2 separate regions of the Homo sapiens genome follow, and region 2 is linked to region 1. Evidence: chromatin loops called from intact Hi-C (ENCODE). Cell type or tissue: dorsolateral prefrontal cortex. All regions are shown on one strand.

The links. Hi-C counts contacts between places; a loop is a spot of excess contacts. Peaks named below come from ENCODE experiments on the same cell type or tissue, not always from the same donor. Only the 100,000 strongest peaks of a DNase experiment are listed, where the experiment ranks them.
Region 2: it touches region 1 in a loop (2.5-fold over the local background); 2 of 110 quality-filtered maps call a loop at or near these places.

What each region holds. Positions count from the first base shown.
Region 1 is chr4:71,452,237-71,457,236 of GRCh38, reverse strand. SLC4A4 (solute carrier family 4 member 4) reads right to left here. Exons shown (of 26, transcript NM_001098484.3): 12 at 3,568-3,742. Among named protein-coding and RNA genes, the nearest start is that of SLC4A4, 270 kb to the right of the region's middle. In dorsolateral prefrontal cortex, no CTCF peak of the experiment used is centred here; no DNase peak of the experiment used is centred here; H3K27ac peaks cover 2,719 bases.
Region 2 is chr4:71,256,443-71,261,442 of GRCh38, reverse strand. All of the region lies in intron 3 of SLC4A4 (solute carrier family 4 member 4), which reads right to left. Among named protein-coding and RNA genes, the nearest start is that of SLC4A4, 72 kb to the right of the region's middle. In dorsolateral prefrontal cortex, no CTCF peak of the experiment used is centred here; a DNase peak (open chromatin) is centred at 2,002; H3K4me3 peaks cover 2,125 bases; H3K27ac peaks cover 4,148 bases.

The DNA of each region.
Region 1 (5,000 bases):
AATCTACATAGCTCCCAAAATAATCTGCTTCTAATTATATATGTGTATATATATGCTCTAACATAAATGCTTCAAACAGGCAAGACCTTCTGAACAGAAGCTGGCAGAAGAGTTTGCTTAGACAACAGCCATGCAGTGACTCATCTGTGTTTTCACAACACGTTTCTACCCAGCACCCATGTCTATTTGTAGCCTGACAATAAAGGCCCTATGTGAACCATCTCTGAGCTGTCTGCCTTTAAAAGCAAGGACACTGTTCTCAGTTGACTCATTTGAGCTGCCTGTGCTTTTGTGAATAACCCACTGCCACATTTATGAAGGCATGTGACATAACTGCAGATTATTTCAGGCTCTGCCAATGCTTTTCTGCTTAGTCTTGGTCTACTGTTTAGAAAAGCAAGTGAAGCCAGAGGACTTCATCCCCTAAATAAGCCCACTACACCCCACTACTGGTATCTCTTGGGGGTGACTGAAAAAGACTGTTTTCATCAATACCCTACACTATAACTGGGATTCAAAATTGGAATTCCTGTCTATTTTGCTCATCTATCTTTATCTCCAGCACTTAAAACAGTGTCAAACACATAGTAGACACTCCATAAATATTTGCAAGGAATGAATCAACTTCTGCCATAGACCTGTAAAATGACCTGGGCCTTAGCACCAAATTTACAAAATATTTCCTTATCCTGGTCCCAGGTCAAGAAGACTTCTCCTGCCAGAAAATCAAAAATTTTGTGCGGTAAAGTACATACCCTTTCAATCAAGAGATTATCTTCCACCTTAAATTCCACATTAAATCACCTTACTCCCTAGTCCTTAAAATATATAAAACTATTAATATTTGTTAAGTTTTGGTTCAACAAATTTAAATTCATAGTCATTAATTTTCTATGCCTCTTTTTCAGTGTTTTTGCCACTTACTGTAATTTCTAGATGTATCAAAATTGTATTCTAGGAGAAAGATATTGCCAATATGTTTCTTAAAGGAAAAAAGCTTTGGAAGAGAGTGAAAAACATGTTCTTCAGTATTTTCAAACAATCCATCCACAGTTTCAGTGAAATTATCAATGGAGGTTAAAAAATCTATTAATAAAATAATCAAATTACATCTGGAAAATTTCCCCATAAATTTGAAAGTCAGCTCTTAGGAGTCACATCCAGCAAATGGTTATTTTAGTGGACTACTTAACATCCTGAAGCACTGAAAGTATTTACGTTCCTCTTGAAATCTTTAGAACACAGAAAATAGCTAATTCCACCAGCAAGGCCTTTCCCAGGTCATATATCACATAGGAGAAAAATACCAATTAACTATGTATGTTACATAATAGAGTGCTCTACTTTCCCAAAACCTACTCATAAAGAAGTTCATCCATCTAGGAGGGATCAAAACAGATCTGAACAGACTTCTTCTCTACAGTCAGATGCAGCATTGTAAAGCCAAGTCTTATGAGGTTGCAAAGAATTACAATTCAATTCAAAAAAGGCAATAAACTAATACACATAGGCAATATTGCAATGTCCCCATCTCAATGAGAATGTCCATCAAAAAAAGTTTAAAAATTATCTGCACAACACAAGAAAGTCTCTATACATTCTGACAGACGGAAGACAGTTTTGTTCTTACCGCCCTCTCAAAATCACAGCTTTCTTCTATTTTCTTAACATGTGGTTGCCTGTATTAACTTCTTCAAGCTGGCCGTAGGGTGTTTCCCCAGTGCCATCTTCTCCATTTTTTTTCTTGAACGATCTGTTTTAGTTATCCTTACGCTGTCATTTAGATGAAGAATAGCTGCCCAACTTGGATATAGATCAAATTTTATAAAAATTCTATTACTGACATCACTACTACAATTTAATGTATTCAGTTTTGTCTTACAAATGAGGGAAAAGGAGAAAAACATGCTCTGTCTATTTCATCTCTATGTCCTATTAGAGTTGGTTCTCATAACCCATGCTGCAGATCTCTCACTGGTAACACAGAGGTATGTGTTCTTTGACCAGCACGATATTATTTCCTAAAATGTTAATCAGTTGCCAATATTTAAAAATCACTGGTTTCACTAAGAATCAGAATTTTCAGCCTCTCTTTGAAGATCAGAAAATGAAGCAATACTGCGTACACATTTATGTGGGAAAAAGCAAAGCTGAGTGGCAACTGCCTCTTTCTGATGGAGCATGAGCTCTTAGACGTCATCACAGTCCCCCCACTGTGAGAAAGCCCAAGTTAGCTATGTGGAGAAGTCGTGTGGAGAGTATCCAGACCCCAAATATTCTGGACATCCTAGCTTAGGCACCAACACATGAGTAAAGAAGCTGCTGCGTGACCTCAACCTCTGCTGCCATCTGACTGCAAGTGAATGAGGGACCAAAGAGAGAACCACTCAGCTGAGCCAACCCACCATCCAGCCATGAAAGAGAGTAATAAAATGGTTGTTTCAAGCCTCTAAGTTTTGGGGTAACATGCTATGCAGTACTAGATAAGAACTAAAAGATAAAACTGCACTTGACAAACTAAAATACAATTGTATAATTTCTCCCTTTTTACTTAGGTCAACATAGATGTTATAATCTCCATAGTATTTTTGTATTTAGACAAAAATCTAAAATATGCATGTGCCCAGGAAAGAAAACCAAAGTAGAAAAACAGCAATCCTATGGAATCAGCTGCATTTAAAAAAAAAATAAGCTGGCTGGCATCACTTATGAATACCACATAGGTTATACAATAATATATAGTAAAGTGGAAGGAAAAGTGTGAAAAGGGCTTCAATCTGGTCCTTTTCATAGGAATATAACTTCATTCACTACTCGTATTCATCACCTAGCACAATAGCTTTTCTGAAAAGGATTGGACCAACTAAAAGTAATTTGGGACATATTTTTCTGGTTGGTGGAGGGAATCAGACACATCTTTTCTATCACCAAAACTTTATTATTGTTGCAAAAGGAAGATAATGCTATCTGAGAAGTAACCAACTAATTGTGGTTACAATTAATCATACAAAATAAGTCAAGCCAGAGTCGTTACAGCTTAATGAGAATCAGGTCCACCTGCAGGAGATATAACTGTTAGCTTATATTCATTAAAACCAAATTATACTGGTAAACATGCAAACCCAACTTTGAGCAAATCGCTCAATGGTTGGAAGCTATTTGCTCATGTGTAAAATTAAGCTAATCATACATTCCCAAAGAAAGTGTAATCATCAAGTTTAACAGAATATGTTCCACATAGTCAAACTAGTAGAAGATCTAAACCTTGTGCACTGTACAAAATTAAAGCAGCTGATATGCTTTTGCCCAAATAGAATTGTATATCCTCATTTCCTTCCCTTCCTTTCCCTACTTGTGACTCAAGCCAGATTTCATCGAGCTATTTTTATAATTACTAAAATGCTGGAAATACAGCAGCAGGCCAGAAGCAAAGTAAAATGCAGCATCCAGCAAAAGAAAGAAAATCACGCTGAGTAACTGAAAGGCCATCTGCTTCTAACTGAGCTGTAGGGGTGAGGAAGGCAATCTGGGCTGTACTATTTGTGTCCTCCTCAAAACCATACCCACCTGCATGTTGTCAGTGGCATCCCCAAGCAGTCCTCCAAAAGTGATAGCATTAGTTACAGTTGCCAGATAAATGAAGAGAATTGCCGAAAGAGCTTGAATATTTAAAGCATCATAAAAATCACTGGCAAAAAATGGCGCTTTCCTCTTTATGTCTTTAATTAGTCCACCACAGAACCTGGGCAGAGAGAATGCAAACATCCACTAAATGTAAAGTAAATTACCATCAAATTAATCAAGAGGTAACTCATTAAATCAAACACAACATATTTAAAATGCTTGAATCAGTGACAAGATACTACTTAACCACTTACGATGAAACCAGAAAACTATAAAGGAATAAATTTTCTTCTATCTCTTTCTTTTTGGGTCACCAAATTAGGTGTCACATTTCCTGAAGATCAGCCAGTTGGTCTTTAGAAAAGAGTGAACTGTGTAAATACATTAAAATGTTTCATTGCCTAGAGAAAAACGTCCTAATATGCAAGCAGATCATATAAAGGCCCTTCATCATCTCGCCATAGTACCCTTTCCACCCTCATTCATTCATCCATTCACTCACTCATTTATTCATCATTCATTCTTTCATCTTCAATAAATGCTACTGAGCACCTGCGATATGCCCACACTCTGGCACTCTTCTGAGTGCTGAGGACATAACAGTGAACAACATGCATCAAAAAACCTCTGCTTTCATGGAGTTTACTCTGGGGATGAAAAGGAGGCAGACAATAAATGAATAAATGCAACACATAGTGATAAAAATCAAAAGAAAAATTAAATGGGAAAGAGCATTATGTAGTACTGGAAAAAAGGTGGTTGAAATTTTAGATAGAGTGGCCAGAAAAGGTCTCCAAGAAGGTGACTTTAGGGTAAGGACCTGAAGGAACTAAGGGAGGAAGCCATGGAGGTGTGTGATGGGAGGAAATGCAGCTGAGTCCCATGACAAATGTCAGCAGGTCAGTTGAGTGACTTGCACGTCAGTCTACTCACCCTCCCAACCAAGCCTCAAACCTCAGTCTTCCCCAGGGCTTCTGCCTAGAATGCCCTATTCTGAAGCTCAACAGCTCTCCGAAGTCTTGACCTTGCACTTACAGTTCATATTTCCACTCTTGGCTATTACATTTTATTAGGATCGTCCATCTATCTGTCTGCACAACCACTGGACCTTAGCCGCACTCAGTGCCCTGCTTCAGTTTTCTTAGTATTCACAGGGCTATGCATGGTACCAGGCATACTACAGACATTCAATTAGTTTAGCAAAGGTGAAATATAAAAGAATGAAATATATTCTGATTAAATTAAAAATTAAAGCCCAGAACTCATGTCTGTAAAAAAAGAAAAGGATATTCCTAATGGAAATAATTTACAAAAAACTATTCAAAAAAAGGTTAGGGGAGGAGAGGAGAGAAGATTTTATGTTCTCTATCCTTTCA
Region 2 (5,000 bases), 200 kb after region 1:
CCACCCAACAGCCCTTCTTAACCAGATTAATTTCACAAAGAAACACAAAGAAAGAGCCAGAAAGAGATCCTTCCTGTAAAAGACAGAACAGTCTATTTGATTTCAGGCATCCAGAACGGGGAATTACAACTGCCGACTAAATTCAAGGACACCCTTGGTACACCAAGCCACTTGCTGGTGGCAGTATTCCACAAAAAAGAGCAGCACAAGAGACAGCACCTCTGCCCCTTGAAGTCCTTGTTCCCTTGGTCCTCTCACCTGCCAGCCAACGTGCAGACTGACACTCACTGGCAAGATAAGAGACTGAATTTAGGTTGCTTCTCTCAAATATGCCGTTAGGAGCCAAGAGCCAAGCCGACAGCTAAAGCAAAAGAACGCCTAGTGAGAATTTGTGGCAGAAAAGACCAGAAGAGCTTAAAGAATAGTGGTTATTGTTTACAAGGAATTAAGCTCTACAGAGTTTTAGCCTCAAGTTTTTGGCATTACCTGTGTATGATGGATAGGAAAAGATAAGCTTGAAGAAGGCAATCATAGTAACTCAAAATAATAACTGCTAACCATTATTGCTGACTACATGCAGTGCTCACTTCATGTTCAGAATACTATGATTAAAATCGATCATCCCCTTTTTACATATGAGGAAACTAGAGCACAAAGAAGTTAAGTAAATAACCAAGGTTACACTGCTGGTATGAACTGGGATTCAAACTCAAGTAATCTGGCTCAAATATGCACTCTTAACCACTCTGATATGCTCCCTTTCCAGCAAAATTACAACACAAGTGTCCCTTCTGAAAAGGCAAACTGTAAGTTTTAAAACATTTTTTAATATAAAAAGCTTTTGTACTCAGACCTAAAGACAAAGTACTTCCTCCTACTTATATAAGGTGAAAAATAGAGAAGGGGATGAAAGAGATGGTATAGTTTTATTGTGTTTGTGTTTTGTTTTTTAAACTGGGACAGGTCTACCTCATTTTCATACATTTCCAAAGCCTTTTCTCCTATATATAGATCGATTTTTGAGAATACCAATGGCATGTAGAAAATTAAAGAAACCTTATTTTATGGTATCAAAATTAAGGATCTTGCCTGAAAACATTTTAAAAATCAAGAAAAAGTACAAATGTACCAAGAAGTATGAGGTCAGGTTGGGAGGGGTGTGCACTGGGAAAAGGGGAAGTCAAATGACACAACACCAAATATTCTTGGCTCTTATGAAAAGCTACTCTGTTCATTTACCCGGAAGCACCAAACAAAAGCAGCTGCCCATTTCTCTGTTTCAGTTTCCTGAATATAACTGGATCACCAACCAGCATCCATTGTCCCAGGCTCACAGAACAATGTTCACTAGCATAAATCCATCAGTTCTGGTACACATCCAAAAAGCTAAAAAAGAATACCACAAGACTGAATGAGTGTCTGTATGGACATACCTAGCGCTATGATTCCACAACGGGCAAGACCTGTGTGTGAGAGGCAGTTAGCACCTCCAAGCATGAATGCATGTTCATGCTTGTCAAGAAATATCTTACACATCAGATCAAAATGCTGAACACGATGTTCTGTTTGTAGCTTTGTTTCCTACCATCTTACACATCTTCAGGATCTCTACAGTCACAAAGTAGCCTGTGATGCCCCCATAAGTATCCCTGGACACTAACAAAATGGGAGGCACAGAGGCCAAAACCATGTAGGCTGGGAAGGTATGCTGTGTTTCCAAAGCCTATCTCAGCCAGGACCACCTTCCCACCCACTTTTTGGGCAACCCTCAGAGGATGGCAGCTGCTAACTTAGAAAAAAAAAATGCACAGTGGAGGAGGCAAAAGGATTATTTTTAAGAAAGAGCACAATCTAACTTTTCTCTCAACCACCCACTCCACACCACCTCCTCATTCCCTTGTCTCTCCTGCTTGTTCTTCCATTTCACTTTCCTTCCCCAGCTTCTCTCTCCCCATGGCTCAGTGCACCACGCTCTCACACACGTTTCCTTCTCTGTGTCCCCAGCTGGGACACCAGCTCTGACGCCACACTGGGAATAGCAGCTGTGAAAGGACTTGGAGCTGCTGCTGAGCTCAGAGGGGGATACGAAGCTAGCTCGCTTCCTCCTCAGAGCTCCAAATGTGTAAAAATCAAACACTCATTTATTTTTTAGAAACCCGGTCTTGACACCAAAGCCATGAAGAAAATAGAAAGCGTTAGGTTATAAACTAAATGAACCTGTTAATTATGCCATCTCCTTAATGTGCCTAAATACTGGAAGATATTTCGTTTACTTCTTATAAATGCCCTTTCATGTTTTTGTAGAGACAGGGTCTCACTATATTGCCACGGATGAAGCACAGCAGCTATTCACAGGGGCAATCATAGAGCACTACAGCTTCAAACTCCTGGGCTCTGATGATCCTCCCACCTCAGCCTCTGGAGCACCTGGGACTATAGGCATGTGCCACGGTGCCAGCTCATGTCACCTTAATATGGCTTCTGAAGGGGGGCTGCCTGCTCTGTGGAACAGTGAGCATTTTTAAGTGTATATAAAAAATTAATGTGCCTTGCGGTTCAGTTTCATCCCTCACCTGTGGTTAACAAGCAGCTGCACACACTTGGGAGTTACCTACCCAGACCAAAATCCCACTTTGGCGATAGACAAAATAATGAGGCACTTTCCAAAGTGGGATAATTAAAAGCGAAGACCAGATTTTATGTGCCAAGGGAGAAAGGCAGGGCAGGGAAATATAAATACGATGTTCCAGGCTTAAAAACAAGAAAATCAGCTGGATCTCTATCTAGGATATAAGAAATATTTAGACCAATTAAAGCAATGCTTACGTCTTTCTCTGTAGTAATTCATTCATTCAGTTACTCCTCAATAAACACGTATGAAAAACACACTATGTGCCAGGCATTGTGCGGCGCCAAAGATAACAAAGTGAACAAGACAACCTGATCTTTGCTCTCACGGAGTTTACAATCCAGCAACAGCTCAAGACAAACCTGTAAGCTCTCAAAAATCACATGTTAAAACATATATTCTGAAGGAAACATAAGGCGTTGGGAAAGAATAATGAAGGGGAATCTGCACTAGAGAGAGTAGTAAGGAAAGGACTCTCTGAAGAGGTAAAATTTAAAAGCCAGAACATACAGGAACAGAAAAACTAACCAGGACAAGAATGGGCTGACCATTTCAGGAAGACAAGTTTGCATGAACAAAGGCCCTGAGGCAGAAAAGGTTTTAGCACCAAGGAACTCCAATATCAATGTATCTGGAGTAAAGTGAGCAAGGAGAGAATGGCACATCACAGGACTAGAAAGACACTGGGCCATGATGCCCAATTGAGGTTTTATTCTTAGGACAATGGGAAGTTTTCAGCAGAGGAAGGACATGATCCAATTTACACTTTATGATGATCAATGGTGCCTCTCTATGAAGAAATACTTAAAAAGCAGAGACTGCTGCAGTGTCTATGCAAGAGGTGATGATTCCCTGGACAAAAATGTGACCGCAAAACTGAAAAGAACAGAAAAATTCAGATCTATTTTAAATGTTGAACCAACAGAAATCATTGAAGGATTGCATATGAGGGTGAGAGCAAGGAAAGAATCAAAGATGACTCCCATCAAGTTACTATTTATATGTGGGCTTTTTGGTTTTTGTTTTTCTCAGAAGTATAAGCATCACATCGCGCACTGCCAGACACATGTGGGAACCTTGTCTATGGGACGTGGTATGTCTATGGACATAAGCAACTCAAACACCATAGGTCACAGAACAACAGAAACTGTTATGTGGCTGTTCTTGAGAGACAATAATAGTATAGTAGGCAAGTATTTCATTCAGTTTTCCCACAACAATTTTGTCATCATGTTGGTGCCAGAGCCCTATGGCTTCCCCCAAAATCATGGGGTTAAATGTCTTTCTATATCTAGGTGCAAAAACTCTGACTTTTAAACAGAACTGTACCAAATAATTAACTACCAATCCATCAAAGCAGCTGAGGATATACAGCAATTTCTAAGAGAATCTTCATGTCAAATTGGATAACTCATATCAAATATGCCAAAGGCATATTAGTGTATAACATTGATCAGCAGGAACAAAACGGTAAAATGCATACTTATAAATAATTTTTTTATGATCACTGAACAATTTAGTCCTTAACAACTGTCTCTCCATAGGATCCCTTCAGAAAACCAGTATACAACATAATGCAGTATTCCCCCAGGAAGAAACCTCTGAGGGGAAAGAGAATGGATTGCCTTGTTTATTTTAAATGCTGTATTCAAACTGGTCCCCAAATGCCACAGAATGCAACAGTATTCTATGGTTGATACACATGCGGTCTCAGCATCTTCCTGATCTGTTCATTCCTTATGACCTATCTGAGTGCTGCTGGCACTGTTTCCACTGCCCTTCTCAAAAGCTGATATATAATTTTAATCTCAAAATTCCTGGGCCTATTTGTCTAGGTGAGCACCTCTTTACTTTTTAACATTAATAGTGATGATGCACTCTTGTTCTAATCTGAAGAATGAAAGACAAGTTATAAAAGACACAGAGAGGAGAGAAAGAGAGAGAGTAGACAATCACATGCACAATGGACAGAACACTTGACACTGGCTCAGGCCTTGACAGATGGATACAGAGTAAATCAAGATAAATGGTAGTCATTTATTTGGAAAAGAATGTTATCTTTTGTTCCTCCAGACTATTAACTGTGCCATGTTTATGTGCATTTTAAGGCCTTTTCTCAAAACAGACTCCACTACCTTAATCGATATGTAAAGGATCCCTTTCAGACAGACCTTCCCCCAGTACTTCAGTGAAAAGTACATAACTTGAGTCTCCTGCCTTCTGGTCCTTCTAAGTCTTAAATTTATTTCAATGCTTTTAATTTAGATTTCATGATCCATCTCAAGCTCCCCTCCAAGCTTCTGTCTTTAATTCGATGGTCCACCTGTATTTCTCCTCTTAGCACCGCACTTCTCTAGCTTCCTAAGCCACC